Linked DNA regions of Homo sapiens: region 1 is linked to region 2. The links are chromatin contacts, found by Hi-C in ENCODE. All regions are on one chromosome and are shown on one strand. Each heading gives the region's core, a stretch centred on a gene start or an enhancer-like site at or near the end of the contact. The rest is flanking DNA. Distances are from core to core; before and after follow the strand shown.

Evidence for each region. Hi-C counts contacts between places; a loop is a spot of excess contacts on that map. Pooled maps may share reads with other maps.
Region 1: a loop to region 2 is called in a map with no recorded cell type, with 12 times the contacts of the local background. The contact joins two enhancer-like sites. A Hi-C loop is called at or near these places in 11 of 37 single-sample maps with no recorded cell type and 12 of 50 pooled maps.

The regions. Positions count from the first base shown.
Region 1 is chr1:66,273,982-66,277,195 of GRCh38, reverse strand. All of the region lies in intron 7 of PDE4B (phosphodiesterase 4B), which reads right to left. Among named protein-coding and RNA genes, the nearest start is that of PDE4B-AS1, 220 kb to the right of the region's middle. Within about 2 kb of position 1,960, at least 9 of the 41 ENCODE cell types and tissues checked have a DNase peak (open chromatin) inside an H3K27ac peak, as active enhancers do.
Region 2 is chr1:65,810,607-65,813,606 of GRCh38, reverse strand. All of the region lies in intron 1 of PDE4B (phosphodiesterase 4B), which reads right to left. Among named protein-coding and RNA genes, the nearest start is that of PDE4B, 19 kb to the right of the region's middle. RefSeq lists an enhancer at 1,206-1,435. Within about 2 kb of position 1,448, at least 2 of the 41 ENCODE cell types and tissues checked have a DNase peak (open chromatin) inside an H3K27ac peak, as active enhancers do.

The DNA of each region.
Region 1 (3,214 bases), core at 711-3,210, 460 kb before region 2:
CTGGCTGTGGCATCTCTGAGGTGTTGGTTACTCTCTCAGGACCACCGCCCCTCGATCTACCCCAGCTACTCAGTGTTCAGGACTCCAGTTTAAAGTCATTTATTTATAGAGTTCTTTCCTATCTTCTAATCTACTTTAGGCCCCAGAATGATAACAATAATAACACTAGACTAATGATAATGATGATAATGATAAATAGTGATAAAACTAATGATCATAATAGTTAAACACTAAATACTACTGGGTGCCAGGCGTGTTCTAAATGCTTTACGTAAAATAACGCATTTAGATATTGCCGCAACCCTAATGGTAAGTACTAGTATTATTCCCATTTTTACAGGTGAAAAAGTGAGCCAATATCATAGCATTCTGTACTTTCCTTCATTACAATTATCAAGTGTATAGTCATGAATTTATTTATGCATTATTTCCTGGGCCGTAAGATCTATGAGATCAGGGTCTGAATACATTCTCTTCATCACAGCATCCTCAGTGGCTAACACAGTGCCTTGTATACAGTATGAATTTAACACGTTTATTAAATACATTAATGAATGAATAATGGACGTGTGAGATGTATTTCTCTCAAGACTTACACCTTTGCTTACTACTTACAATAAAATGGATAGATGAGAAAGAAATTAAAGAAAGTCCTCTAGTATGTAATAATTATTAAGGTTGTTGGTAGTCCAGTCACTTCGCTTTCTTGCTATGACATTTTCCCCATCCCCTTCTTGATAAGCTATAACATCTGAGGTTTACAGTGGGATGGAGGCAGAGACAGTGTGGTTTAGACTGCAGAGGAAAGAGCATGGGTTTTCAAGAAATACAGATCTAGCTTTCAGTTCTGATTCTATCACTAACTTTGTGGTCTTGAGTGAGCCCCACATACTTCCTGAATCTTCTTTTTCCAAATATGTGAAATAGGGGCAATAATATACGCAAAGAAGTTTAGTTTGGAGAATTAGGTGACGTGATATATTCAAAGGGGCTAGCACTGTGCCTGGCACATACCAGAAATGGAATAAGCACTAGCCCCTTACCTTTCCTGAAATCAGAGGCACACATGTGGGCTTTGGACATTATCTAGTTTATTAGACCAGCAGTGCTAGCCAGACTAGACCCTAGAAATTTGAAGCCCCAAATACAACTGAGGGGGCAGAGAGAAAATAGCATTATCTGACCTGGCTGCCTGTAAGATTCAAATAAGCTGGATAATCGCCATGGTCCCAGCTTACTCTGTGGACACAGCCAGACAGGGGGTAGGAAAAATACAGAAAACTCCAAGGGGTCGCTTTTGGTGCTTGTCAACAGCTCTGACTGGGAGGAAGTCAAGACAATAAACCAAGAAAAAGATCCAGTGAGTTCTGTTGCCTGTTCTCTATTTTGAGGGGACAGTCCCTGCTTTGTTTCCCTCCTCTTGGGTGAAAGGCTGTTCCCTGAAATGCTCCTGGCTTCCGAGAACAGTTCTGGAGGCAACTTCATAATGTGCTGGCTCGGGGTTGATCAGAAGCAAGCAAGCAGAATTCACCCTGCCCCCAGGATCATACCCACTTGGGGAAGCAGGAGGCAGAAAAAGGAACTTCGGTGGTCCTCTTCCTTCCTTGTCTCTTAGCAAACTTCCATATTCATTCTTCTCTAGGCTAACTCCAACCTCCTTTTTTATCTCCCTCCCTTCCAATAAAGAGAGGAGAATGGGTTAAGATGGGTATGAGGTTGCTTTTTCCTTCTCAGCAGTAATTGGAGAGGGTGTAAAGTTTTTCCCAAAAGGGCCAATCCTCTTCCCTTCCTGCAGACTCTGCTAGTGGGTTTTGTCCTCTCTGCAAAGGGAGGCTTTGCACCAGCTCCTAGCGCTACTCCCTGCTAAGCTTCCTGGGTTGTAACACCTATGCCTGAATAGGTGTGTACCAACCCTGAAACATGTATTTCAATACAACTTTGATGTGCTGTACAAGCTGTAATGATGCTATCATATAAAGTGGCATCCTGTCAGGCTTATGCAAGACAGGGCTTTCAGTTAACTAAGATTTGGTTTACCAGAAGTCCTAAGTAATTTGACAATCTTTTTTTGCACTCTGCTTTTAAGAGAAAAAGCTGTATTTAGGGGTGTCCCTTTATATTTGGTGTCAGCTCCATTCTCCCTCCTGACTTTTCAGCTTTCCCATGTATGAGCTGGAGAACTCTACCTTCAGCTCTAAAACTATTTCTATATAACAAGATTTCTATAGTCTCAGGAGGAAAAAAAAAGTCTTAAACTTCAAAAATTACTCCCTTCAGATGGTATTATTATGGAAGCAAAGTAGACCAGAACCTTCTAGAAAGAGCTCAACAGGGCTTTCTGTTGTGGTTCTCTACTGATACCAGAAGGCTGGGATCTTAGCTACCACACATTGGTGGTTTGCTATGTGCTGAGTACTATCTGAGTCATGTTATATAACACTAATAACACCAATACTAACACTGGGACTTTCTACATGCTTTATACATGTTAACATATTTAATCCTTACAACCAAAACACACAATTTCCATCCTAATTTTGGAGACGAGGCAATTAGGACACAGAGAGGTTAAGCAATTTGTCCCAAGGTCACAAAGTGGTGTGGCTGGAATTTGAAAGAGGCAGTCTGACTCCAGAGTCTTCACTCTTAATCACTATATAAAGCTTTTCTCATTTAGCCCTTACAACAATCTTAACATATAGAATATTAAAATGCCCATTTTCAGCTGGGCGCAGTGGCTCATGCCTGTAATCCCAGCACTTTGGGAGGCCGAGGAGGGTGGATCACCTGAGATCAGGAGTTCGAGACCAGCCTGACCAACATGGTGAAACTCCTTCTCTACTAAAAATATATAAAAAAAAAAAAAAATTAGCTGGGTGTTGTGACGCATACCTGTAATCCCAGCTACTTGGGAGGCTGAGGCAGGAGACTCACTTGAACCTGGCAGGCAGAGGTTGCAGTGAGCTGAGATTGTACCATTGCTCTCTAGCCTGGGCAACAAGAGTGAAACTCTATCTCAAAAAAAAAAAAAATGCCCATTTTTCAGACAAGAAAAGTGAGTCTCAGAGAAGTAACTTCTCTGAAGGATTAACTGGGTTCTCAAACCAATTCCATTCAATATGCTACTTGAGTGCCTACTTTGTGGCAAGCACAATGCCAGGCACTAAGAGAACAATATAGTATGATAAAAATTCATTTAGTTGTTTTTCTTCCA
Region 2 (3,000 bases), core at 199-2,698:
TGGCACACATTTTTCATACTATTTTGAATATGATTTCCAGGGCCCACAATGAAAATGTATAGATCTCTATATTGTTCACTTCTAAAATCTGTTTACTCTGATCTGGCTTTTTCCTGAGAGTTCCAGACCACCTTCCAAATACTTTTCAGATAGGTATTATTTTATATGGCAAAAATATCTCAAACTTGCACGTTCAAAACTCAACATGCCATTTCCCCCAGCAAAACTGTATCTTTTTCTTAGTCTTTCTTTAGTGAATGGCAATTCAATTCCCCCAATTAATTAAAATAGTAACTTGCATATTACTGTTGACTTCTTTCTCCCTCCGTATACCTCTCACATCTAAATGGTAATTATAGTGACCTCCCACGATTAGTTAAGTGGCATGCATTTGACAAAGTATTAACAACCAACCCACCATATATGCTTACATATTTTCTGTATGAATTTAAATAAGTGACTCACTCCTCTACAGGTGAGCAGCTAATAAACCAAACCCTCAATACCTCATTCCTGAACTCCCTCGGTAGCCTCCTAACTCTCTGCCTGTTCCCAATCTCGTTCCAGTTTTAGTATCTCCCAACATGTCTTAGAATAGATTTAGGTATTCCCTCTCCAGCCCCTACAGAAACTTTAGTGTCCTTATCTTCATTCTTAAGGTTTTGTATTCCTGGGGCAACTTTTCCAGGGCTGTCTAGGACCCTTAGAAAGCAGTTGACAGGCAAATAGAAATAAAGAAGCTAGAGAATAATTGTTTAAGGTGTTATACTCTCTCCCAACCCCTGCCCAGTGCTATCTATTTGTGTTTTCATGGAGACTTTAGAATAGAGCTTCTCAACCAGTGCATTTCTATACATAATATCATATAGGAGGCTGAGACAGTCGTCCCCTCAGTCCCTAGGATAGGCATGTAATTCCTAGAACCACAAACAGCATTATCTATGTAGTTCAGTATTTACTACAAATATTAACATTCCAAAGTGTGCCAATGGATGAAAAAAATAATTGAGAGGCATTTAAAACACAGAAAGTCCCTCCAGTATCTAAAAACAATGAATTTCCACCCTGACATTTTACTGTCTTGGAAATTTAATGCCACCAACCTATAGTTAAAACCTACATGATTATGGCCAATTACATTTGGAAGGGATTTGTCCAAGTTGGCCCTGGATCAGGGAGAGCAGCAGCAGGTGAGAAATGCTGCCTTTGAGCAGCTGATGCAACCCAGGTGTGGCAGAGCATGGAGGGCCATACCCTAAGAAGGAGACCAGCAGAGAAACTGAAACAAGTGAGTAACTAACCTACAAGAGGACCCAGAAATTTAGAAAAGGAACTCTCAGAGCAGAAACTGAAAGCCAAGAACAGAACCCAAAATTGAGTCAGAGGAAATGAGGCAAAAGGTCAGACCTCGGGGAAGGAAGCTAGAGATGCCAAATCAGCAGAAGGCTGAGGGCTGAGGTCAGGGATGAGTCAATTCATCTGCTCTCAAAGCCAAAAGAAGCCCTAGCCCTTGAGCCACCACAAGGGTTAAAACTTCTTTAGTGAAATGAAAGGAACTAAGCTTAATTCCTCACTGAAACCTCAGTACTACAATATGTTAATTTTGTCTTTTAATGGTCCTGGGGTTTTTTTTGGTTTGTTTGTTTGGCTTTACTTTTTCCCCCTAATTTCCTCATTTACCTTCTGTATATTTTATATTTCATGTAATTTTTATTTAACGTTAATGAAACAGCAGCTTTCAAGTTGTCTTAGGCAGACAAGAAATTTTTTTCTAAATTTATTGAAATAAAAGTATATGTAAATTATGTCATAATATAAAGAGAAAATCCAAGCCACCTTACTATCATTAATATTAATATTATTTGTATTACTAGTAGCTATCATGTACTTAACTTTGTAACCTTGTGTCTTGTACTATGCTAGATGACTTTATATGTTAACTCACTCCTCACATTATCCACAGGAGGGATTATTAGTCACAAACAAATGAGGAAATCAAATAGGTCAAAAATTTTTCCATGATCCTATAACTAATAAATGGCAGGAATGAGATGTAAACCTGTGATGTGTCTGATTCTTAATTACTGCACTCAGCTCTATTTTATTTAAAATATGCTTATTTAAATATGACCCACATAAAATGGGTCATTTGCTTAATGAACATCTGTCAAAGCACAGCTGGGTATTAAGTACTTTTCTAGGTGCCCTTGGGGCAAAAGAAAAAGGAGAATCTGACATAGCCAAGCCTTGAGGATGCTCAAGTTAAGTTTGAAGACAAGACGTAGTCCATGAAATACAACAAAAATTAGTCCAAAGTCATAGGTAAGCCTTCAATTTGAGCCCTGAAGATACTATTTCTCAGCATATGACCCTGAGCAAGTTATTCTTATTGTGTAAAGCTGAGATCATAATGATATGAGCCTCATGGGGTGTTCTAAGGATAAGATGAGATAATGTAGACCATTAGTTTTCAACTTCAGGTGATTTCCTCTCTGACAAAAGATATTTGATAATGTCTGAAGCATTTTTGGTTGTCACAACTGGGTAGGGGGAAAAGAGAGTGTTGTTTGCATCTAGTTGGTAGAGGCCAGGGATGCTGTTAAACACCCTGCAATGCACGAGACAGGCTGTCTCCCAAACAGGGAATCATCTGGCCCAAAGTATCAATTGCACTGGGGTTGAGAAACCCTAACGTATTCGAAGCGTTTAGCAGAATCCTAAAGGCATTTAGTAGTAGATCCTCCACATTAACTCACTATATTTGCATGAAAAGGGGGTAGCACTTATGGCATTTATGTACTTAAGAAAAGAATTAAATAGAAAATAATTGTAAATATTAATAATAATTTTAAAATATAACCCTTTAAGAAAAAGTCTTACAAGTCAATGTGGTAGGTAAGAGCATAGGCTTTGGAGTCAGATAGACCTAAGTTTGAATCCTGGCTCTGTGTAATGCTGAAAAAAGTATTAATCTGAACCTCTCCATTTCTTCATCTTTAA